5 separate regions of the Mus musculus genome follow, and all the other regions are linked to region 4. A link is a loop called in an ENCODE intact Hi-C map of the cell type or tissue named here. Cell type or tissue: left cerebral cortex. All regions are shown on one strand.

The links. Peaks named below come from ENCODE experiments on the same cell type or tissue, not always from the same donor. Only the 100,000 strongest peaks of a DNase experiment are listed, where the experiment ranks them.
Region 1: a loop joins it to region 4, with 5 times the contacts of the local background. A loop is called at or near these places in 6 of 42 quality-filtered maps.
Region 2: a loop joins it to region 4, with 8 times the contacts of the local background. A loop is called at or near these places in 5 of 42 quality-filtered maps.
Region 3: a loop joins it to region 4, with 6 times the contacts of the local background. A loop is called at or near these places in 38 of 42 quality-filtered maps.
Region 5: it touches region 4 in a loop (14-fold over the local background); 21 of 42 quality-filtered maps call a loop at or near these places.

Annotation. Positions count from the first base shown.
Region 1 is chr8:114,367,316-114,372,315 of GRCm38, reverse strand. It overlaps Vat1l (vesicle amine transport protein 1 like), which reads right to left. Exons shown (of 9, transcript NM_173016.3): 8 at 2,381-2,464; 9 at 1-669. The coding sequence ends at 571. Among named protein-coding and RNA genes, the nearest start is that of 4933408N05Rik, 18 kb to the right of the region's middle. In left cerebral cortex, CTCF peaks have their summits at 2,538 (motif pointing right) and 3,095 (motif pointing right); DNase peaks (open chromatin) are centred at 2,541 and 3,080; H3K4me3 peaks cover 532 bases.
Region 2 is chr8:113,982,466-113,987,465 of GRCm38, reverse strand. No RefSeq gene overlaps it. Among named protein-coding and RNA genes, the nearest start is that of Gm30107, 96 kb to the left of the region's middle. In left cerebral cortex, a CTCF peak has its summit at 2,407 (motif pointing right); a DNase peak (open chromatin) is centred at 2,409.
Region 3 is chr8:114,079,157-114,084,156 of GRCm38, reverse strand. It overlaps Gm30107 (a long non-coding RNA gene), which reads left to right and starts at 3,017. Exons shown (of 4, transcript XR_879214.1): 1 at 3,017-3,314. In left cerebral cortex, a CTCF peak has its summit at 2,928 (motif pointing left); a DNase peak (open chromatin) is centred at 2,936.
Region 4 is chr8:114,435,304-114,440,303 of GRCm38, reverse strand. It overlaps Wwox (WW domain-containing oxidoreductase), which reads right to left and starts at 652. Exons shown (of 9, transcript NM_019573.3): 1 at 426-652. The coding sequence starts at 532. It overlaps Gm30330 (a long non-coding RNA gene), which reads left to right and starts at 4,495. Exons shown (of 3, transcript XR_388053.2): 1 at 4,495-4,558. In left cerebral cortex, CTCF peaks have their summits at 51, 255 (motif pointing left) and 1,899 (motif pointing right); DNase peaks (open chromatin) are centred at 743, 1,480 and 1,856; H3K4me3 peaks cover 924 bases; H3K27ac peaks cover 403 bases.
Region 5 is chr8:113,662,725-113,667,724 of GRCm38, reverse strand. No RefSeq gene overlaps it. Among named protein-coding and RNA genes, the nearest start is that of Gm30052, 11 kb to the left of the region's middle. In left cerebral cortex, a CTCF peak has its summit at 2,991 (motif pointing left); a DNase peak (open chromatin) is centred at 2,964.

The DNA.
Region 1 (5,000 bases), 68 kb after region 4:
GGTGCAGAGACACACGCAGGGACGTAGCACTTAAGAGGGAAAGTGACAAAGTAACTGCTTGGAGAAATCTGTATGTATAGGGTCGTGAATACTTCTGGCCTACTCTCCTGTCACTAGCCAAACTGGTAAGTGCCATGCTTAGAGGCATGGCTGATTGTTGGCAGGCAAAGAGTGTCATTGGCCCGAAGAAGAGTGGGGATCTGAACAGAGCTCCGTGACAACACCTTTCAATCAAGCGTGGCCTGGTTTCTGACCTTGGGCCCTGTGGGCCAGTATTAGTTTGCAAGGCTATTCTAGAACCGTCAAGAAGGACCCAAAGAAGGATGGGTTTGCTTTAAGGGAGAGGGGAGAGCGTGATACACAGACCAGGAAGGGACACAATACTGCATGGAATGGGATTGGCACTTAATTCCAAACACAACAGTGATCAACAGCTTCTTAGCTTGGCTGACTGCAGACAAACACGACACACACTGGACTACAGCATTGGTTCACTGGGGCACAGAAGAGTTCTCCTGGCGGCCATCTTCTTCCCAGCCATCCTCCACTTTCACCGATGCGAGGTCTGGCTTACTGGATGAAGGGCATCCTCTCTTTGTTCTCGCTGTCCCCTTCATGGTCCTCTTCTTCCTCCCCTGCCTCGCTGGTCTCTGTGCTGTCATTGGCCATCTGCAATTCAACAGAGGTCATGATAAAGGTCATGTATCCCACTCCCTCACCATCTCTGAGCATTGGATGAAGCATCACTGAGATGGACTGAAGCATCATGGGATGGACTGAAGCATCATGGGATGGACTGAAGCATCATGGGACGGACTTCTTTCAGACTGGTCATTTCTATATTCTATAGGAAGAAGTCTCTCTGAGGACCCCTTCTATACCCTTTACTAGTACCTGCTAAGGCTCTGCTGCCGCCTTTAACATCACTTCATAGCTCTGGAGATAACCTCCTTGGGTCCATCCTGATTCTCACGATGTTCTGGATTCAGCTTGACTTCATGTTGTCATCCCTTCAATTCTAGCTTTCCATCTAGAAGGGATGAGACATCTTCCCTACCACTGACGCTTCAAATACCCATGCTTCACTGTCTCTTTCTTCCTTTGGGTGTCAGGGTAAGAACATTCTCAGAAAACAGGAACTATAACTCAACAGGGGTAGAGCTGAGCTCTTGTTGGCCCAAATGGGAGCATCTTTTGGTTTTCATGTGACGGGTTCTGACCCTTGGTCAAGTAAACCTAACCCTAGACCAAGGACCATCAGAACATCATGGGTTCGTGGAGACAGGCATTGCCTTTGCATGGAAAGCCAGTGCCAGATAGTTTGTTTAAATGCAATAGTTGGCCAGGGCAGCTCTAGAACCTTCTATGCACGGTACTGAAAGAGACATATTTACGTAGACCACAGTGTATTTGCGTGGGAGTCCTTGGACCCTAGCTCTTCCTTCCTAATTCCACAATATCATTCCCTACTTCAATAGTCCTGTGATGTCATATTTTTAAAAACTATATTCATGTTGTTATCAGCAATGTAAGTGGCACAAATGACCCTTCCTTTAACTCTCTTGTGTGGAGTGAAATTGCGGTACACCTAAGCTATAGAAGACAAGAATCTGTTTCTGAAAACATACACTTGGGCTGAGAACCATAGATCATTTTACTTATTTCACTTCTATTTCTTGAAAGTGGCAGATACTGCTGCACAAACCTCCATACTTTCTTTGTTTGGCCTACCTAGAACTTAGAGGGGTGGGCCATACTCAGCACCTGCCTTTCTAACTGACTGAGAGGAACCTGTCAGTCTCTTGCTTATAAATAGGACCAAAGGTGGTGGGCTAAACTTTCCCAGGTTGCAAATGGGACTGAGAACCCAGCTTTGAATGCAAGCACTCAGAGGTTCAAGGCTACATCCTATGCCATCTGTCCCCCAAAGATGCTAGTTTGGGACCAGGTAAATCTTATGTGCTGTATTCTTGTGGGTTGCTTGGATATTAGGATTTTCTCCCGACGAAAGCAAGTGAATTCAAGAGGAATACCAGAAGAATCCTGAAGGTAGTGAGCACCAATCTGTTGGGTCCATGTATGTGCATTAAGATTAGCTAGGAAGCCTTTGCATTGGTGCCTAGACATAACAGTTGTAAATGTTTGGTTTTTTCCTATCCATTTTCTGTCTGTCCCCACTCAGCAATTTTCCTGTCTTTCTCAAACACTTTAATTTTTCCATCTCCACTTTCATTAGTCCGTGGCTAATCCCTCATTCTGGCATCATGGGAGAGCTTGCAAACTGCCTGTATTTCCTCGGACACCAGCTCTGACTACTTCTGACGATCCATCGGTTTGTCTTTGGTGTTGAGCTGGGTAGTTCCCTCTACGTTCCACTTACCAGCGGGGTCGGCGTCTTTTCCACATCCAGAATTAACTTCCCGATGTTCCCTCGGTCGTGGATGCGCTGCATGGCCTCTTTTACCTGGGGCACAAGACATGAGAGACATGAGTGAAATCAGGAAAATGTGCCCGAAGAAGGCAATCCACCCGCCTTCCACCAGAGGGCGCTACAGCTCAAATAGTGGTTCAGCCAGCAACTTTTTGTGGCGCAAATCTATTCAATCGACTCCTGTCAGTCACACATGCTGACCTGTCCTGTAAGTCTTCTGGGTCTGAAAAATAAGGGTTGTAGTTTTCACAACGAAAGGATAAATATATATTTTATAAGTCAGAATGGTCTGGCAGAATGTTAAACAATGAGAGTATTTGTGAGGGTTTGAGACCTGCCTACTTAAGTGTTACGTAACTCTGCTTCATAATTTTTGGCTAAATAAGCTAGTTACCAGGGCAAAACCCGCATTTGCGAAATCCCTTAGCTTTCTAGTTGCTGGGGTAAAACTGCTTCTACCTAGCGGCACTCTCGTTAGAGGAGCATCTTCCCTAGAAACAAGGACCTATGGTTTCCTTTCCCACGTCCAGGCGCTTATCAGACTCACGAATGTCACTGCGGGACCGGATGGGGACAAGGATGGGGGACAGTGATCACCTGCGAAAGGAAAGTCCATTTGTTCTGAGCCTTTCTTTTTGCTGCTGTGCAGAACATGAACTGCAGGGGGCGCTGTGGGGATTAATAGAGAAGACACTGAACCTTGCCTGCCCTCCATGTATGTCTCAAGTGAAATCTAAACGGGATGCAACATCTCTTGCCTCACAAAAGTCAATTTATAAAAACTTAAAATAGGTTGAGTCTAAATATTTTTGTAAAGTCTCACAATTTTAATACTCTTGTTCCTTCAGCTTCAAGGTTAGATGCTCTGACATTAAAAAAAAAAAAGTCAGACATCGTTAACTGCGCATAGGGAACTCAGCCTGTGGCTGATGGAGAAATGTTTGCTTATTTGAAAATCAAAGGCTTCTTGCTATTCATTTGAATCCAAACTCACAGAACCATTAAAATGTTTGTGTTCAAATTGCTTTTCTGGGACTTTAGAGACACAATTCCATTTATGGGAGAAAAACATAAAAGATAATGACTTCGTTGCTTTTAGTGGCAAAACACTGAAACAGCTTATGTGTCGAAGTAAAGGGATGGGTAAATAAACAATGGCTTTTTACATTCATCTACCAAGTGGGGATGTTGCAGAGCTGTTAAGGAAAAGAAAGATATATGCCACTAATTATAAAGTAGACACGGCAGGATCGAATGCTTTTGTAATCTTGCTAAATGAGAAAACCGAAAGAAGTACTTTTATTTACATCTCTATAAAAATGTAGGTATTGTAAAACAGCTGGGAAGGAAGGCTTGCAGGTGTGCCTTGAAAGTCAGGCGGAGAAAAGGAGGGCATTTTGACTCTACCATCCAAATAATATTATGCAGTCATGTGCTGTCAAATCAACACTTAATATAAATTCCATGGGTCTTTCCAATGCAGTTTTTTTGGTCTCTATGCGATGAGGAACAACCTGTTTTTTAGACTGAGAATGTCAGGTAATTGTGAATTATTATTATTATTATTGACCCCGATAAACAAACCAGTTGAGTCCTTCCATTTACATGATGACTTCTGAAGTATTTTCACACTTGGTCATAAAACCTGGTACCATTGGTCACCCCTGACCATCTGTGGAGGCTGATTCTGAAGCTCTCCACGGACTCCAACATAGAACCTACATAGAACCTACACACATTTCCCCATAGACTTTTTTTTTTCCTAGATTATTTGTTCCACCAAGTACCACATGATACTGTGCTCTTCGACTGTCTAGCAAATCACGAAAGCAAATCAAAGTCTTCACATTCAGGGCCTGGAGAGATGGCTCAGTGGTGAAGAGCACTGACTGCTCTTCTTAAGGTCATGAGTTCAAATCCCAGCAACCACATGGTGGCTCACAACCATCCATAATGAGAACTGATGCTCTCTTTTGGTGGGTCTGAAGACAGCTACAGTGTGCAATCAATCAATCAACCAATCAATCAATCTTTTTAAAAGTCTTCATGGTCATGTAATCCCCCCCCCCGCCCCCCGTATTTCCTCATCGACGTTTGCTGAAACTGCTGATGTAGAGTCTGTAGATGAGGCAGGCTCACTGTGCTTACTGAAAAGCTCTAGGTCATGGCAGATGGTTGCTAGCACAGCTCTCTGCCCCTTGTGGGATTCATATCCTTGGGTTCTTTTCTCCTTGAGTGTAGGCTGGAGCTAAGGGACCTGCTGCCTTCCCTGCAGAGCACAGCAGAAGGGATGGTCTCCTCTTTTCAAGATGAAGTTAGCAAATGGCCACAGCATCCACAAGGCAATGACTCTAGAGAGGCATACTGTGTTAATGGGAGGCTGCCCTGTGGAATCCCTACATGACCGAGACCTAAGACGAATTCCATCCAATAGCCAGTAAGCAACTAAGACCCTCAGCCCTTCTGAGGAACTGAATCTTGCCAACAACCCCCAAAGAACTTAGAAGTAGTAAATACTTGTCCAGTTAAACCTTGAAATGAGATCATATTTCAGCTGACATCTTGACTG
Region 2 (5,000 bases), 450 kb after region 4:
TTCAAGGTCAGCCTCGGTTACTTAGCAAACCATTGTCTGTAAACTTTTATGTATGTATGTATGTATGTATGTATGTATGTATGTATTTAATGTATGTGAGTACACTGTCACTATTTTCAGACACACCAGAAGAGGACATCTGATCCCATTACAGATGGTTGTGAGTCACTATGCGGTTGATGGAAACTGAACTCTGGGGTGACTGGAAGAGGAGTCAGTGTCCATAACCACGGAGCCATCTTTCCAGCCCCTTGTCTCTAAACTTTTGTAGGGGGCTAGAGAGATGGTTCAGCGGTTAATAGCCTTTGCTTTACAGTCATGAGAACCAGAGTTTGGGTCCCAGTAACATATAACAAGCCAGATATGCTACAAACATTAGTAACCAGCTCCAAGTGACCCAATGTTTTATTCTGGCTTCTGTGCCACATGCACACACACAGAGAGAGAAAACACACACACACACACACACACACACACACACACACACACACACTCCAAAGCTATTGGCTTAAGCATGTATGCATACATAAGAAGTTTCAGAGTCATTGTTTCTGGAAACAGAATGGATGGGTGGGAAAATATGAGGTTACAGATGGCTTGTACTGCAGCAAAAGCCTTCCCTGTCGGAGGCTGAGAGCAGCCCACCATTTTTCTGTGTACACATATAAATATTTAGAAGGCAAATGGGCAGCATGGCATGCTCTTTGGTGAGCACAAGATACCGATGCCCAATACAACTTTAGAATATATATCTGTCCCTTGAGGAGGCCCTGAGGATACAGTTTCAAACTGAGCATTAGGCTCCACAAAGCCCAAACACACACTGGGGATTTGCCCCTAAAAGTATAGTCCAAGCTGCCCATACTAAATAAATTTAATGTTTGCATTTTGGAACCTAACATCATTTTGTTGAATGCCCCCTAAGTGTTAGGCATGACACTTAGGCACTTCCCATAGGTCGTTTCCAAGTTCATTTAAAAAAAAAAAAAGAACTTTCAAAAGGGCCCGAGGGGGATGGTTAACATGTTCTTGTGGAGCTCTGTCATAGTGGAATACCACACCTATTATACCATTTAGGAAAATGGGTACATGAAGGCATGTCACTTAGCCGAGGTTGACATAAGCCTGAAGTTGTTATTCTGCCTCTGTCTGGAAAATCCATACCAAAGGGCTTTCTTCCCTTAGGAAGCTGTGATATTTAGTTCCCACACTCCACCTGGTCCTTATTCAGTATCAACATCTCAGATTCTGTGTGTGGGCAACCGAGGAGAGGCCAGGCAGGTTTCAACGGAAACCTCTCAGTTGTAAAACCGATGCCAACTTTCCAGGGTGACAGGCAGGAAATGAGTAGAGCGCAGGGGGGAGGGGTGCGGGTGTCTTTAGGAAGAAGGAAAGATATTTAGGATGCTAATAAGCGGGGAGACCCTGGTGTGGCATCTATTTGAGGAAGAGGGTCAGAGATTATTCTGATTCGGTATTCTTCACCCCACCTTGGTTGACTTTTGTCCAGCACTAATGGGGAGACGTCTGATACCAACAGAAATATTATTTTCACGTCCCCCATGTGATGCAGGAAATTACTGCCAGAAAGGGCAAAGGCAGAGGTCAGCCTGTGTCAAGTCCCACGGAGTCCTTCAGGCTCCTCTTTCTTCCTGGGCAAATTAGCTGAAGGGTTTGCGAGCTTCTCTGAGAGGAGATGATGGCAATCACCGATTGAGCGCTCTCAGGAGGCAGAGGCAGACATGAATTGATGGAAATGGGTAGGACTTCCCTCACGTGATTGCTTTTGCTCAAAAACTCTGCTCAGGAAATTGCGGTCGTTACTCAATAAGTGCTTCATTGACCTGGGACTTCCACGGAGTCCTTGAGAAAACAGCCTATTGGCAGAAGGGGGTTGCTGATCCAAGCGAGGGAGCATGGTTCAGCATGCAGGCATAAACAACGCTTTTGCTGTTTTGTGATGATGTTGCTCCGAGTGACAAGTACCCAGTTTCCAGTTTACACTGGGGCATTGGCTTAATTTCTTTTCCTATTGCGGAGATACAAAAGCTACTCAGCGGAGAAAGGGCTTAAATCAGTTCACAGTTCAAGGTGAAGTCCCTCAAGTGAAGTCAAGGCAAGTCAAGGAAGCTGAAGCAGATGGTTCCATTGTAGCCACAGTCTTAAAAAACGCAAAGAAATGCACCCAAGTTCTGCTCACTTCTCCAATCTACACAGTCCAGGGTGATGGCCCTAAGAAATAGCCCGAAGAAATCCACTGTGTTTCTTCCGGTGTTTTTCTTTCTGCTGCTTTGAAAACTCCCATGACTAGCGCAGACTGCTGGGAACAGTCAGTCGCCAGGTAAGTCTTGCCATTTATTCCAACCCTCTGGGGGAGAATCCAGGTTCCAGAGGTGTGCTGTTTTGTTCCGTGTCCACCAGGTGGCAGCCTCCCCACGGTAACTGAAGCAGCAACCGTCGGCTTATTCAGCATCTTTTTTTTTTTTTTGGAAATGTTTATTGTGTTTATTGGGCAACTCCAGCAGGCTTGACACGGTACCGAGGAGGCAAATGATCCAGCCTCTGCCCTCAAGAAACTTACAAAGGCTTGACTTCAAAAGTTCTGTCAATCAGGCTGGGCTGTTTTCAATCTCTTAGCTCTGACTCTTTAAAAAATAAATAAAGGCTAGAGAGAAAAATGAGTTTCATGGAGTCCTTATTTGTAATAGGCATTGAGTTAGGCACTTTGAGTATAGGATTCTTCCCATTGACTCTAGAGGAGTCCTTCAAGCTGTCATTTTACAGAACAGGAAACTAGCCATATCTGGTTTTAATATCTGGAACCAAGGGGCTGGTAAAACATAGAAGCAGGCCCACACCCATGCTTTGTTGGTCCTCCCGTCTTTAGAGACTTTATTATGTCTCGCTGTGTATTTGCTTCACAAAGTGCTCAGAAGGTAGAGCCAGCGACAAAGGCTGCTGGGTATTTTGACGTACACTATGTCCCTGCAAAGGTTGGTAATAAGCAAAGACTCTGCTTTGGGGGAAAAAGTCATCTCTTGGCCCTATCAGGGAGATACCAACAGGATCTCCCTGTGTTCCTACAAACCTCTCGGTAAGACATGGCATCCAAAGATATGTCCTTTATGTTTTCTGCAATGGTTTGTCTATAGTATCAGCATGCAAGCATTAATGCCTGCTGGTGAATGCATCTAGCAGTCTATCTACATATGTTTATAGATTGTGCATATGCATATTACAAAGCAACAAGTAAATGTTATCTGGGATATGATTTACAGTGCATTTGCCTAACAGCTCATGGAGGGCAGAGTCCTGAGTGTGTCTAGCATATTCCAGTCACTTTTGTTCCTTTATGTTCCGGTAGCCATTCTTTGAATTATTTATCTCACACCCAGATCTACTGTGTCAGGAGTCCACCAAACAGAACTGGTTGGTACAAAGAGTATAGCCTGGGGCGGTGGTGAGCTCATGTGATATGGAGGCTGGTTTGTTCTAGAATCTGTTATCTGCAAGATAGAGACCCAGGAAAGTGAGGGGTATGGTTCAAACCCAAATTTAGGCCAGGAAATCCAATGATGTTAGTTCTAGTCAAGTTCAAAGTCCTTTGGCAAGAACACCGTGGCTGTCCAAAGTTAGAAGGTAAATGGAGGCCTGAGTCCAGGCCGAGTGATTTCTTCTTTCTTCCACTCTTTTGTCCGTTGTGGAGCCTGCAATGATTAGGTGAAGACTATTTCACTTATGAGGCAGGGTTTTTTTGTTTGTTTGTTTGTTTTCCAGACAGGGATTCTCTGTATAGCCCTGGCTGTTCTGGAACTCACTCTGTAGACCAGGCTGGCCTCGAACTCAGAAATCCTCCTGCCCCTTGCCTCCCAAGTGCTGGGATTAAAGGTGTGCGCCACCACTACCCCGCTCTTTATCCATTCTGCCAACCCCAACCTCCCCAGAAAACATGCCTATAGACATTGGGTAATGCTTCACGGCTGTCTGGGCACTGCTCCATTCAGTTATATCGGCATATATAACCCGCCACTACAGCTATAGGAGAGACTGGCATCTGAGTTGAGAAACCGTGAGGGGTGACCGTCAAGAGGAGGCCACTCGTGGGAAGCAGGAAGAGAGTAGTTTGGCAGGGCAGGGCAAGGCAGGGCAGGGGACTATGCCAAAGAAGAAAGCAAGTTCAGGCAAAGTCCGACAGGGGAGCTTCCACCGGATCCCATCGGGACAACTTTGGAAAGTAAGCTGTGTCCTAAAATCTGGGGCAAGGGCGATGGGGATTTCCCAGGATCGCACCTGTCTCCCTTTGTTAAGAGTAGGGATGGGAGACTCGCTTACACCAGAACTTGTGGCTTCTTATCTGTGCCTGTGAGCACAACCAACTTCATTAACCCAAGAGCAGATTCTGAGAATACTCCCATCGGATGGGAAAACCCACTGACTCGAGGTACAAAGATACCCTAGGGCACGTGGGTGGGGCACTGACATGTCCTCTTCACTCTGTGGACTCTTGGCAGTCTTCAATTTGATGCTTTCAAACCCTTACAAAGGCCTATAATTTGTAGTACTTTGCAGCAAGTCGGTAGTTCACACCTCCAGTCGGTCTGACTGCCAGTGTTTTGTTTGGTCGGCTGAGGTTCCTACTCTTTGGCTGTCTGACTTCCAGTCTGGTCTCTACTGTGATCCGGAGTTAGTAGATCAGTTGGCCATCACACCCCTCTGTGCAAAAGCCATCACATCACACCCAGAAGACAGGAGATGGGAGGTCGGGCACCAGTAGTGGCAAAACTCACTGAGGTTTAGGGCAGTGCCCATCCTGAGCCAATGCCATTCAGATCCTGCTGTGGGATGGCACCTGAGCTGTAGAGTTTGATGTGATCGACTGGATTCCTGCTGCCTCGGGGGAGGGGCTGCGCATGCGCATCCCGCGGGTGTAATGTAGTATACCTGTGGTGAGCAGAGGACTCCACCTTTTGTGTGAGAAGGTTTCTCACCATCCTGGAGTT
Region 3 (5,000 bases), 360 kb after region 4:
TGGGGGAGCAGGGGCAGGAGGATCCTTGTGGTTGGCTGGATAGCCAGTTTAACTGAATCTGTGCACTCCAAGTTCAGTGAGAAAACCCCAATCTTAGAAGCACGGCACGGCACGGCACACACACACACACACACACACACACACACACACCCCAATCAGAGATAGAGACAGAGAGATAGAGAGAGAGACAGAGAGAGAAAGACACAGAGAAACAGAGACAGGTACAGACAGGTAGGCAGACAGACATAGAAACATAAAGATATAGATACAAAGATAAACACACAGAGATACACATACACACACACACAAACATAGACACACACACAGAGACAGAGATAGAGAGACAGACAGGCAAACAGAGGCAGAAAGACACAGATACACAGAGATACACACAAAGATACACACACACACACACACGCACACACACAGAGACACGGACACACAAAACACAAATAACGCATACAGAACACAGAAGAGGGTTTGAATACAGATAGGAATTACTTGTAATTTCTAGCTTAAACTCTCATCTGGGCTCCTTGATCTGAGCTTTCACAGAAAATAGAAACATGATAAGCCTGTTCTGATCCTCTAACCTTTCACCTTTTGGTAATGAAATCTTTCAAAATCTATTTATTTATTTATTATTCATTCATTGACTCATTCATTCACTCACTCATTCATTTATATAGCTATGTGCCTACATGAGTTTATATGTGCCAGGTATGTACAGGTGCCCATAGTGGCCAGAAGAGGGCGTCAGATCCCCTGAAACTGAAGTTATAGGCAGTGTGAGCTGCTGTGTGAATGTTAGGTGCCCAGTCTGGATCCTCTGCAGGAGCAGTGAGTGTTCCTAATCCTGGATTCATCCATCCAGTCCCTGACTGGATCCTCTTAACTCTCAGTTTTCTATTAGTAATATTAGCACATTCTGGAAATACGTCAGAGGATTATATTGATATTTTTCTTTCCTTTTCTTTTTCTTTCTTTTAGAAATACTACTTATAGATAGAGCCTAGCCCAAGCTCAGTTCCCCAAATCACTGGCTGTGAATGAGATTAGCTATGACTCCCATGATATCGCCTGTTGGATTTGTGGGGTGCATTTTGTTAGAATGTGCTAGCAGGTGAGCTCTTTGGGGAAGGGCAGTTGTGATCTGTGTTTGTAGCACAAAGAACAGTACCAGGCATATGATCATTGTTCTACAAAAAAAAAAAAATACCTCTATCCATCAAGCCAAATGGTGCTTCATTGTACAGACGAGAGAAGCAAGGTACAGAGACAGTGAGTGTCATGGAGGCAGCAGATCTCTGATGGAACCCAGTAATATGGCTTCCCTGTTGAAAGTATTAAGCCCACTATGAACACAGAATGGAGTCAGTGTTGAAAAAAATAAATAAAGGAAAGCAGAATTATAAAATACCGTAGGCTCTAGCTCAGGAAGGGGCTTTTGGCTTTCACTGTGTAGCCAGAACTAGTTTGGAACTTGCAGTGTAGCCCAGGCTGATTTTAAATACATGACTGATTTCATGCCTCAGCCTCTGGAGTTCCGAAATGGCAGGTATAAGCCTTTTTGGAACTCCTGTTTGTAGCCGGAGTTCATGCCTGATTGACGAGCAGTTGAATCCTGCTTCGCATGGAGCCTTCCTATCAAAACTTTACCTGGGAGCTCTGAGAACTTCAGCTTTCCCATGCTTCTGCCTTGAGGATGTTGGTGGGCCTCTATTAAGAAGGCATGAGTGACCAAGGGTAGAAAGTGGTCCTCATTTGAATAAGGGCCAATAGTTGGTGGTGGACAGCATGTTTACCTGTGTGGAAGCCCCTGGAAACAATGATGGACAGCGGCTGAAGCCTATCTTCTGGAGTTCCGGGTCAGAGCTGTGGTTTTCTATCACCACATCCCTGGTGAAATGTTTGTAATGCAGTGGCATGATGTAGCAGGAGGGGCTGCCTTAGCAGGCCCACACTGAGACATCCTCCCCTGAAGGACCAACCATATGACAGGGCTAGTGTAAATGAAGTTTATTTTGGGGTATGAGTAGTGGGATTGAAAAGGGAATAGAGGCAGAGAAAGAGAGGGGACAGAGAGAGACAGAGACAGAGACAGAGAAAGGAGAGAGAAAGAAGAGGCCAGGAACATGCGGAGAGAGAAAAGGGGAGGAGGGCGGAGAGGGAGGAAGGGAGGAAGGGAGAGAGGGAGGGGGAGAGGGAGAGGGGGAAGGAAAGGCCAAATCTATAGCAAACCAGGCTGGTACCTGGCTGTTGCTAGGTAACTGTTGGGAGGAGACTAGACGAAATGCTAACACCTAGGTAATTTATTTCATCACTCTGCATCACTCTGTGGCTTTGTGTCCTTGCCTGGAAAATGAGCATTAATATTATTTGTTTTATTGAGGTGGTGGGAGGGCTGCATTTGTGCCTTGCACGTGCCTAATGCATCACTGGAAAAGATGCCCCTCCCATCGTCTTGACTCCCACAGCCCACACAACCTCTGACTCTCACACTGGGGAAGAGACTATTACCTTTGATTGGAAGGAGATAATGGAGCCACCGAGGTGTGAATAATCTCCCATGCTAATCGCCCTCCGATTTTAACCCAGGAGGCACGTCATCTGAGTTACATTTTAGTAAGTTCAAAGCTTCAGGACAGTGGGATAAGGGTAAGCCATGAATACTATAGACCTTTAGATGGCAAATTAAGTTTGGGGGTCACTTGCATAATATTTTATAGCTGTGGGAAGCTGACATCGCTAGGTTAATAGTCCAATGACTGGGCCAGGCACAGTGACTGTCATCTCTAAATATTTCTCGTGCTGTCATCTCTGAGAGCATTGACAATAATTTGTTCTATGCCCCTGTCGCTAACCCTCATCCATTTCCTTGTTTAGACCCAGAACAGAGGAGCTTGGGTGTGTTGTGTAATCCTGCCCTCTGCTGGTTGTAACACATACTACAGCCAGGAAGAAAACCACCCCCACCCAGCTGCCCCCAAACAACCAGAAAACCGAGGCCAACATCATGCTGAGAGTAAGATGCTGGAAGATGCTGTGAGGAGACCATAATGCTGGGTGCCTTGGTAGTATGCAGGAGGGAGTTTCCTGAAAATCTAGTACTGGTGTAAGAAGATAGTTTTATTTTAAAAAGCAGGGATCCATTAGAAAGGGTGTTTGTGTTCCTAACAATCTCCAAGATTTCAGCAATTTTGGAAAAGCTACCAATTCATCCTCCGGATTAATTATCACTCTCCTGCATGGCAATTCCCGAGAATAAAAAACGGTGTTTTAGGAGAATCCTGGTTTTCCTGACTTGGAAGCTGGTGAGCATTTGTTTTATTGAATTGGTGTGTGTGTGTGTGTGTGTGTGTGTGTGTGTGTGTGCTGCACCATGCATGCGGAGCTCAGTGGACAATGTTTAGGAGCCAGTTTTCTCCTTTTACCTTTGAGGGTTCCAGGGCCAGAACTGGGAATTGTCAGGCTAGCAGGGCAAGTGCCCATACCTTCTGAACCATCTTGACACACTAACCCATGGGCAAAATGGATCAAAAAGGCCTAACTGAGCACATATTAAAAGTAAATGAAAGAGTTGCAAATGCATTCGCTTTAAGAGACATGTGGTGAAGATGGGCTGGGTCTCAGCCGTGGGATGTCATTATCATGTCAAGGAGGGGGCAGTTCAGAGTGGAGCCAATGTGTTATGACATTGGTCTTGCTTATTGACTCTTAGTGACCCTTGTCAGACTCCAGCGATCCACAATAACAGGGCAATGTCTGATGTGTTGGCTTTATTAACTGTTTCATCCTGGTATTAAGTCATATTTCCTTGTATACACAAGATGATCAATAATGTAATAAATTTATAATTTATTAAAGCTCTGCTGACCATCTCTGAGTCATATACACGTTTACATTTGAAAGGTCCTTTATGCTTATGAATATTCTCTTGGAGTGTGTGTGTGTGTGTGTGTGTTGAGATAGTCTCATGTAGCCCATGTTGGCCTCTGATTTGCTACATAGTCAAGATGAGCTTCCTGTCTCTTCCTCCTAGGTGCCAGGATGATTGTTGCACACCATACCTAGCATAGAGGAATGCCTGTAGGCTGGACATTATCCACATGGACTGACTGACCATGGGGTTAAATAGCTCCCTACAGCAGGACATTACATGGTTCCACATTGTACCTTGTGATGACGAATGTCCTATGAAAGTTCCTGAAAAACAAATATTCGCATACATTTTCAATGCAGTTTTGGAGACAAGGTCTTCCTGCATAACCACGGTTGGGTTTTGAATTCTGGACTGTAACTTTAATTTTTTTTCAAATGCCTCATTTTTAATGGTGGTTCTTAAACACTTTAACCTGACTTGTAGCGCCCCCTCCCCCGCCCAGATAATAGAAAAGAAAGGATGGGGGAGTGAACTTGGTGGGGGGGGGGAGCGAACCTGTTTAGAAAGGTTCTTTGGAGCAACCCCCATCATTGTTGTCTGGAAATGGGCTGTTCATTTCACAGGTTAGCAGCAGCAGTAATCTCTCGAAAACACTTTAGTAGAGTCAGGTTAGCAACAGCAGTGACATAGCCAGGTCTCGGCCTTGGCTTGAATCAGCAGGAGGGACACCAGGAGAAGTTCTCAGCTGTGCCTTTCTCAGGGAAGCAAAGATCAATAAAGATGTGAGACCCACAAGCATTGCACAGCTAGCTGTACCAGCAAGCCATGCTCTGTCTCAAGTCACTCCATGGAGTCCTCTTTATACCCTCCAAACATCACGTGTCCTCCATGGGTCTTGCCTCAGCAGGGCTCTTGTCTCAGCACATGCATCCAATCAGCCTGAGTCTGCAAGAAACTGCAGTACATCACCAGAAGGTTTTTGGTGTGGTTCTCTCTGTGGAGTCCTGACAAATGCAGTTCAACTACGCAATGTAAGGCAGACCAAAACATGCATGTCCTTAGCCAAGAATCCTTCATCACATGTCCTGTCATGTGTTTGCTTTAGCAGAACATGCTC
Region 4 (5,000 bases):
CAGGGGCTTGCTTTCAGTGGCCCAAGGTCACGGTTAGCAACAGGGAAAGGCTCTGTGGAGGTTTCCAAGACTTCCCTGGGAAACCACTGCGAGCCATCCAGGACATCTGCTTAAAAATACAGATTGCTGGGCCTCCAGATCAGGTCCCCATGGCAGGAGCTTGGCTTTGAAGTTTTCTCTATTTCCTCTTTAGAGGAGTAAGACCTAGGCGCCACCACCGCACGGTGCAGTGCCACCTAGTGAGCGGCAGGGGGCGTGCGGCGGGTGGCCAGGTGACGGGACCTTGACCCAGATCCCCTAATAACGGGGGACAGCCTGGGACAGGTGGCTGGCATTTCGGATGCGCATGCCCGCCTGGCAGGGCAGCGCAGGGTCCAGGCCTCGCAGGACACGGCTCCCAGGAACGCCGCTCCAAGGCCGCTTACTTGGCGTAGTACACCCAGCCGTCCTTGGTGGTTCTCTCCTCCCAGCCCGGAGGCAGCTCATCCTCACTGTCCGTGTCGTCCAGGCCCGCATAGCGCAGAGCTGCCATGCTGGAGACAGAAGTAGCCGCCTGCTCTCCTCAGCAACTCACTCTGGCTTCAACCGCGCCGCGCGCGTCCGGGAGGGGACCAGACCGCTCGCGCCTGCGCACTGCTCGCCCAGCCGGTCCGCGGCTGTAATCCAGTTTCCGGGTTTTGCAGCTACTGGCGGGAAAGGGGGCGGAGCCTGAGAAGAGCACGGGAGGGAACGCGGAAGAGATGGAACGGCCGTGGGGGGTGGAAGGAAAAGCAGGAACGGCTCAGAAACTGGAATAAGCTTCCTCAGCCTCCTGGAAGGGGCGTGCTTACCCAGTCATCATGCAGGACTCTGCACGTTGCTGGGCGACCCGAAGGCACTTCCTTATTGTTTTACCCAATCCTGAATGAGTCCCAGCAGTGAAGTATCCTGGGAAATGTAGTCCAAGCTCAACTGGACTATAAAGGGGGGGCGGGGAGGGGGGAAAGGTTCTGATGAGATTATTCTGAGCTCCAGTTTCGTCCCATGCCCTGCAGGTGTACAACCTTTTGACACTACGACATGATACTGTGACATGGTCATTTCCAAAATTTACACTAGAGAAGCCCTCAATCGAATATCCAAATAGGAAAAAGAAAAGAAAAATCTCACAATGCTTAAAGTTTAGGATTTTTGTGTTGGGCAGCATTTATTAGTATCCCGGGCCACGTGTTGCCACGAGCCTCAGGTTGGACACACCTGCGAGAGTAAATGTCCTGACTTGATACTATCCAGGTATTTTTCCATTCACAATCTGTGTTGTTTATGTAAATATGCCATTTAAAAAAAAAAAACCTACACTTGGAGAACTAAGTGACTCCAGAATTTGGGAGGGTAAGTCAAAACGATCACAAGTTCACAAGTTCGAGGCCAGCCTATGCTATAAAGGGAGCCAAAAATCGAGAACATGCAAATTCTCATGCCTCCAGATTCTCTATTAAGAGAGAATGGTCTTCCAACCATAACTTGGTTCTCTTGTTCATAGGCGGCACCTGATTACAAACTTGCAAAGCAGACTTTTAAAGCACCTGAAAAAAAAATCCTGGTTATAAATATCCTAGACCCACAATGTGAAGCCTACCTTCACAACAGCACTTAGTCCCTTCCCCTATTTGTTTATCATTTCTGGCTCCTGGAAGTTTAGCTTTGACTTTGATCTAACAAGGATCTATCTGCATGTAAACCCAGGCAAAGAAGATTTTTCAGGAGCTTGAATACGTGTGAGACAAAGCCAACACCCACAAAGTCATACCCTAAGGAGATTTTATGACCATCTTGTTTCTGTAAAAACATCTGCGCCACAGTAGTTATGAAATGAGGATTTTTTAACTATCCAAGCTTGTGCTTCCGAAGCTGCACGCCAGGTGGCGCTATCAGCCTGCAGTTCAAAGCCTTGGTTCCCAGCAAGGAACCTTTGAACCTGTTTTTTGTTTGTTTGTTTGTTTGTTTGTTTGTTTTTAATCGATTGTTTACTTTCTTCTCTAGTAGAAATTTGCAACAACAAGATGCACTCACTTTTGCTGAGTAAAATTTGACACCACTCAAAAGAAACGAAATGTGTGCAAGGGACACGGATTTTAGTAGGCTATTCCTAGAACCCAACTTCTCTAATGTATCAATACCAGGAAGTTGGTTATTTATTTCAACACCTACCCACCCCCAATACCCTGCAGACCTGATTTAACTTAAATCATGAGTCCTTGCTAAATCAAGTTTGCTGCTTTGATGCCAAACTTTACCTACAAAAGGGATCTGGGAAGCTTCCTGACTCTTCTGACAATGTTCTGAAAGAATATCGAAGCTTAGAGTGGCGGCTCTTGCCAGTGAGGTCAGCATATGGGAGACTTAAAACAGAAGGTTAGCGACTTCAGCGACTGTTATTATCCCGTTAGCATTTGTGTGTGTGTGTGTGTGTGTGTGTGTGTGTGTGTGTGTGTGTGTGTCTAAGCTCCGCCCCACAGTTACCCTGTAACAGCCAGGTGTGCTTGAATTACTTTAAAGAGACTGCTTGCTCCCTCCTCTCTCTTGCCTTCTTGCTCCCACTCTGTCCCCTCGTCCCTTCCCCCCACCCACCCCATCCGTGCTCTTGGCGGCCTCTACTTCCCTCCTCCTCCTCCTCCTCCTCCTCCTCCTCCTCCTCCTCCTCCTCCTCCTCCTCCTCCTCCTCCTTCTTCTTCTCTCTCTCTCTCTCTCTCTCTCTCTCTCTCTCTCTCTCTCTCTCTCTCTCTTCCCCCCCACTACACTCTCAACTCCCCTCTCTGAGTAAGCTCTATACTATACTGGCTGGCTGGTCCCTCAGGGGGAAGGGATGCCTCAGCATGGGCCTATAGAGGCACCCCATTCCCACATACCTGACTACAAATCCACCAAAACATATTCCTCCTCTCTTTATCTTTTTATAAACACACGACAGTTACATTTATTTTTATATTTTAATTAGTTAATTTATTTATTGCTGCTGCAACAAAAGGATTCTGAGGGGGAAACTCCCTGTCAGTGTGACCTCACTTGGGTTTGTCACAGGTGCAGAGTTGAGTCTGGCAAACAGATGCTGGAGTTTCTGGGTCCTTGCACCTCTTTCTAGTGAACTGTATAAAGACACATGAAAATCTTCAGGAATGGTGATTTATTAAGAGCAAGATAAAGAGGTGCCTGGAGATGTGCCAGGCTTCAACCTGCGGTCTGCCTCCAAAAGAGCAATAAAGGAATGAGAGCTGAGCCACACGCTGAAATAAACCCTAACCCTAACCCTAACCCTAACCCTAACCCTAACCCTAACCCTAACCCTAACCCTAATCCTAATGGGCTGAAGTAAATTTTCATGGTCTACTAACAAAGTACCCACTTCTCCCAAGCTCAGGGATTTTCTGGGCTTGCTCTTTTGGTTGAAAGAAGCTCAGGTAACTTAAGGGCTTCCAATCTTTCCTCCCAGGCTCTTTTTATCTTGGGATTTTTTGTTTTGTTTTATTTTTGTTGTTGTTTTGGGTTTTTTTTTGTTTTGTTTTGTTTTTTGTTGTTGTTTTGGGTTTTTTTTGTTTTGGTTTGGTTTTTGGTTTTTGGTTTTTTTTTGGGGGGGGGGGGGGTTTTTTCGAGACAGAGTTTCTCTTTGTAGTCCTGGCTCTCACTCTGTAGACCAGGCTGGCCTCGAACTCAGAAATTCACCTGCCTCTGCCTCCCAAGAGCTGGGATTAAAGGTGTGTGCCACCGTGCCCAGCCCCAGGTTCTCTTTCTTAAGTTGATCTCCAGACGCCAGTTTCCTATTTTCCTGCCTCAGAAATAAGCATGTATGTGTCCGAACTGAAACACACAATGGAGAGTGGGGAGGGCTTTCTGAGGACCAAAGGCAAAACCAAGACAAACAAACAAAGGATGCTCTCTGTAAGTTTGAGGATAGCCAGGGTGACATTGTGAGGTCCTGTCTCACAGTGGTTAGAAAGGATAACCCAATGCCTTGGTTCTCTTGCATTCCAAAAGAAATCAGGAAGCAGGGATACACAATGGGAGATGTCCTTGTTTGCGTTTATGAAAACCAGGAAGAGAAAGAACCTAGTTGCTCTCCCCACCACCTGTGGCAGTCTTATTCCTTACAGAAAAACCAGGAGACAAAAACCAGAAGCTATGTGGATTTCGCCGTGAGACCGTTTTTTTAACAGTCCACTGGATAGGAAGGGTTTGACTTGGTCTTAGGTTGTCCTCAATCTCAGAAGGCTGCCTCCTGCTAACTGGATTCTCAGAAAGGAGAGGCTGTTATATTTTATCAGATAACACCAATGCAAGGTGTGACGGCTAAGACCTGTGATCCCAGAACTCTGGAGGAAAGGGACAGAGGATCAGATGGGAAAGCCCATTCCTCACCATATAAGCCCAAGTATAACCTGGGCTACCATGGGACTGGTTCAACCAGTCTGCAACTGAAAATAGTTACCATGGTTACAGCATAAAGGTTCCAAGGCAAGAGAGAGTTTCAGCATTAGAGTTTCCTGTAGTTTATCACTGGCATCTGATCAATGACATGAATAAGGTGAGTGACAGACATCAAGCTCCAAACTTCTTGGTCTCTCTGAAACAACCTATCTGGGGAGCTGGAGAAACAGCCCTCTAGACAAGAGCACTTACCTAGAGAATACAATCACTGTAATCCAGTTCCAGGGGCTCTGATATCCTCTTTCAGCCTCTACAGGCACCTGCCCTCGCATGTACACACACACAGTCACACATAAGTAAATATAAAAGAAATCGTTAAAATAATAGATTAATATTGCTGCCTTCCGCAAGCAGTGTTGTTTCGGTCAGAGTTCAATCAGTAAAATAAACCAGTGTTTCAACATTTAGAATTTAACGAGAGTTTACTACACAGAGAATGTAAAGAGGAAACATACGAGGGCTGGAGAGATGGCTCAGCGGTTAAGAGCGCTGACTGCTCTTCCAGAGGTCCTGAGTTCAATTCCCAGCATGGCTCACAA
Region 5 (5,000 bases), 770 kb after region 4:
CAGTATAAAGAAGTTCTGTCTACCCCATTTTAAGGCTGAAGTACCAAAGGATTCCTGCCCTAGCTACCAGAAACCAGAGGCCACCTGGACCACCCACACACAGAAGAACCACTTTATAGGTGACAGTAGACAGCTCAAGAGGAGAGACACCTGGCTGAGCCCATTCCAGGCTGGGAATCTTGAGCTAATACCATCATGGCTCCCCACAGCAACTCTGACCTCTTGTTAGGTAAGCCACAGATTTCCTGGGCGTGCGGTAAAGTTTACAGATATATGGCCATTCTCGGGTACTTTTGTGCTTGAGATGGCAAACGGTTCCCATGAGAAAATCCTTTCACCCCTGTGCTCCTCGTCCTACTAATTCCCACTGACGACTGTTAGAGTTTGCAGGCAGCCATTGGAGTGGACAAGGCTCCTCTGCCGTCTTCACCAGACCAAAGCAATGCACACTTTAATGACAGTAGCTGAGCTTTGGTTAATTGCAGGCTGCTCTGAAACCACTTACTTAATTAAGCTGTTCCCAGTTCGGGGCTCAGGCCGTGCTTTGGTGGGAATTTGCAATGCTGTCTTTTAGTTCCAGGAGCCGCATAGTTCGTCCATTACTCTTGTTTTGTTTTGTTCAAATAAACTCCACTAAATTTAATTGGTCTGAGGAATTTTCCCTTCTTAACACCATTCAGGCCTCAAATTGGACACCGTTCCTCTGGGAATCGTCTCTGGCTCCCTCCCCCTCCCAACCCCTTGCCCCCTCCTCCACCATTCTCAGCTCCCCACACACACACTCCTCACCCCCACCCCTCATCCCTGTGAAAGCGCTTTCTCACGGCCCCCCTCCCTGTTTTGTTCCCATTCCTCTGTAACATGCCATGTGTCTCCCACCCGGAGGCCATACTGTCAGCTCTCCTCACCAGACCAAATGTGTGGTAAAGCGGGGGCCGGTGTCCATCATGACCATTACTGTGTTCCCAGAATGCAGCTCAGCGCAGGCCAATGGTGAAAGATTCCCTGTTAGCTGTGCTGGCTATCAGCCCGCCAAGGCTCCCCCAATCCTCTTGTCAGGACACCAGTTTGATGATGGGCTCCTACTATGGATGTAAGGCAGTGAGTGGTCCTCAATCTCCCTAACGCTGCATCCCCACGCTGTGATGACTCCCCCCCACACAACTCTAAAACGATCCCATTGCTAATTTATAACTGTAATCTTGCTACTGTTACAAATCGTAATGATGATATCTGATATGCAGGGTATCTGATGTGTGACCCCCACACACACACCTTGGGGGTCATGATCTACCACGTTGAGAACCGTTGACATATTGGATCTGCTCTGCCTCTGTGTACATAGGTCTGTATCGGATCAAACCTTCCCCTGCGTATTGGAGTAGGGGGTGCAAGGTGCCATCCCCCCCCCCCCCCAGCAATCACCCCTCCGCTGCCTACAGTGTTGAGAACAGCTGCAGTCTTATGTTCCACCAGCTCAGGAGGCCCCAGAGCCTCAGCCTGCTGCTCTTCTGACACATTTCCCATTGCCAAAACAAATTTCCAAAAGACTGCAACTGAAGCTTAGCACTAACAGTGGTCTGACCACTGCGGAGCAGATCGCATCGGCAGCTTAGAACCCGACGCCTTGATTAAGGCCATGTGGAACTCACACTGACTTACTAAGTAGCTTCATTTTGCCAATTTACACGGGCCTTGTCGCCAGCAACAGCCTGCATGAAGAAGAGACTTACATCCACTGCCATCTCACCTCAACCTGAGGATGTGTTAACACTGTAAGCAACAACCACAGCCAATTTATTTCTCTGTGCTTTAAAATGTAAATAACTGAGCCTTTTATACATTGTTTTCTTTTTAAACTGTGCTATGCAAGGCTCCTGAGAATTTCATCTAGCCGGAATTCCACATTTCATTCGACTTTACTAGAACTTGCCTTTAGTATAAAAATTTTTGTTCAGCACTTGGGAAAGGTTTTTAGAAAAGAAAAACACATTACAAGCGACACTAAATTCCTTTCAGATAACTGAACATTCTCTCATGTTGTAAGGGAAGCTAGAGTTATAGAACAAATATGGGCTTGGGTACCAGGCAAATGGGAGATTAGATTTTTTTTTGATGTTTTATGATGCTGGGGATCCAACCCAGGGACTCACACCTGCTATGCAAACACACCAAGCCCCCAGCTCAGCTCGAAGACTGAATCTTCTGTTCTGTTCTGTGTATAGTTTTATTTAAAACAAACCAACCAACCAAACAACAAACAAACGTGCCTAAGAGATAACATCAAAACTCAACTTATCAAAGTGTGAGGAGCTGAAGATATATTCCTGATGGTCTCAATTGATATACCTACATCAACTTGGATCAATGCAAGCTCATTTGATGCAATATCAGTAGCCATGGTAGCAGGAACAGAGGAAGGCCGCATGGGATTGGTCCTAGTTCATTGTTTCTTGGTTCCTATGGAGACAACGCTGGCTCAACTTTTACCCTCAGTGCTCACAGCTTGGGGAGCTGAGTTGCTCACTAAGGGTGTGTACTGTTCCTGCAGAAGGCCCAAGTTTGGTTCCCAGCAGCCATAGCAGGAAGTTTGTAAATGTCTATACCTCCACTTCTAGGTGTCTAATGTTCTCTTCTGTCCTCCACAAACACCTGTACTTATGTGCACGTACCCAAGCGTAGACCTAGGCACACAATTAAAAATGAAACGAATTTTAGATAGAAACAAGTATTTAATGCAAAAGCTTTCGATGTATGGTGTCTCTGTCTCTCTCCCTGTCTCTGTGTCTGTCTCTCTGCTGCCCCACCCCCAACCCCCACCCCTTGGCAACTTTTAGCACGCACATGTGGAATAGTAACTCTGCTGTTGAAAGCCACAAACACAAGGATAACACAAGACCTGCTAAAACAGCTCTTCTACACCCAACAGTGGAGTCTTGGTGCCCTCTGCTGTTCTCTCAGCATAGTGCGTGCCATCCTGTGTTATTTAGAGGGAGTTGGTGCATCTCTGGACAGAAGCTGCCATCTGCTGGGTACAGTTACCCTTAGGAACATCCAGGGTGTTTGATGTTGCAGACTGGAAACCTCCAGGGATGGGTCTATGTGACCCATATCTCCAAACCAGTCTGGAAGGTGAGCTTCTAATGGCCACAGAGTTTCCTTCCAGCAAGGGAGCAGCTCTTTCCTCAGAAAACCAGTCACAAGTCCTTCTCATGGTTATAGCAGCAGTAACAACTGCAGGGGAGAGGAGACTCCACTTGAGAGCTGTCTTAAAGCTGTACAGCTCTGGGGAGCATCTTTCACCCATGCTAGGGCAGGCTTTTCAATGATGCAGCTGCCTTAAGGCCCCCCCCGCCCCCTGCTTGCTAAGTGAACCTAGTAAATGCACTACTTTACTCCAGTGGGCTTGGGTGTAGTCTCGTCTACTGACATCGTTCTATCCCGAATGAGGAGATGTTTGTCTATGTGCCCCCAGGAAAAGTCAAAGAACATTGCCACCTGTATACCGGGTAACTTTTCTGTTCATAGTTCTTTGAAACACCTTTCTGAGGCATATAGGAAGTTATGAAGGCTCAGTGTTATGAATGATGTTGTCACTGTAGAAAGGATAAGAGGGAATTTTAACCAAAAACTATTTTCTTACATGTTATCTACTACACATTAGAGCAAATATATATATATATATATATATATATATATATATATATATACACATATATACACACGCATATATATGTGTGTATATACACACACACACATATACACACACATACACACACACACATATATATATTCACATGTATGTAACAGCAGTTGAAAAAGAGGCCATGATTTGGGAGGAAGTAGAGGAGACAAATATGGCAGGGAATGAGGGAGAAGAAGAGAGAGGAAATAATATAATTATACTTTAATTAAAATTTTTAAATGGAGAAAGCAAAAGCAATTGGACATGCATGCTAGAGTATATAACGGTAGTTAGCATTTCTATTGGCAGGATAAACCACCATGACCAAAAGCAACTTGTGGAGGAGGGAGTTTACTTTGTCTTACAATACCCAGGCCATAACTCTGTTCCTGAGAGAAATCATGGCAAGAACTCAAGGCTAGAACTGGGGGGCGGGAAGCTGATGCAGAAACTGTGGGGGAACGCTGCTTACTGGCTTGCTTTTTAGAGCTTGCTTAGTTTGGCTTCTTATACATCTCAAGGCCACCTGCCCAGGTGTGGCACTGCCCACAGTGAACTGGACTCTCCCATAGCAGTCATTAATCATAAGATTGCTCCACAGGCATGACCACAGGCCAATCTGGTAGGGCCGTTTGCTAAACTGAAAGGGTTTGGATTTTTTTTTTTTTCTCTCTGTGAAGAACTGACTGGGGACACAGATAGATACACTTGTCAAAATTTAAACATCATAAGAGCGTATACAGGTATCCAAACACCACGTGCCATGCCATGCCATGCCATCATTTGTATAAGTTTTATGTGTTGATTTAAAAAAATCGTAAGAGGCCAGGTATTAAGGGGTACACCTAATACCTTAGCACTTCAAGAGGCTGAAATAGGGGGATTACTATAAATTCAAGGCCAGCTTGCACTAAATAACACATGCCAGGCTAGCTGGGGATATGTAAAGTCATCCAAAGGCCAAAAGTCTCATCCTGAGACCAGCAGGACTAGGACTGCTTCTACCCTGCTCCGGGCCTGCGTGTCCTGGTACACCATAGCCTTATGGCTGCCAACTCTGCCACCCCTGAGGCAGTCATGTAGCCGGGTGTGCAGATTACAGGTTAGACTTCCTCTCTCCCTATAAGGACATGGCCCGAAAGCTCCTGGAATTCCTCTTCATGCAAAGGAAGCATTCCCAGGATCTTGACACCAGCAATGTACACTCACCCCCAAAACCCCTACCCACTCCCTAAAAACTCTCTCCTGCCCCGCACTCATGCCAGGCAAGATCCTGCCTAACTCACCCACCCATCCACCCACCCACCCAGCTAAG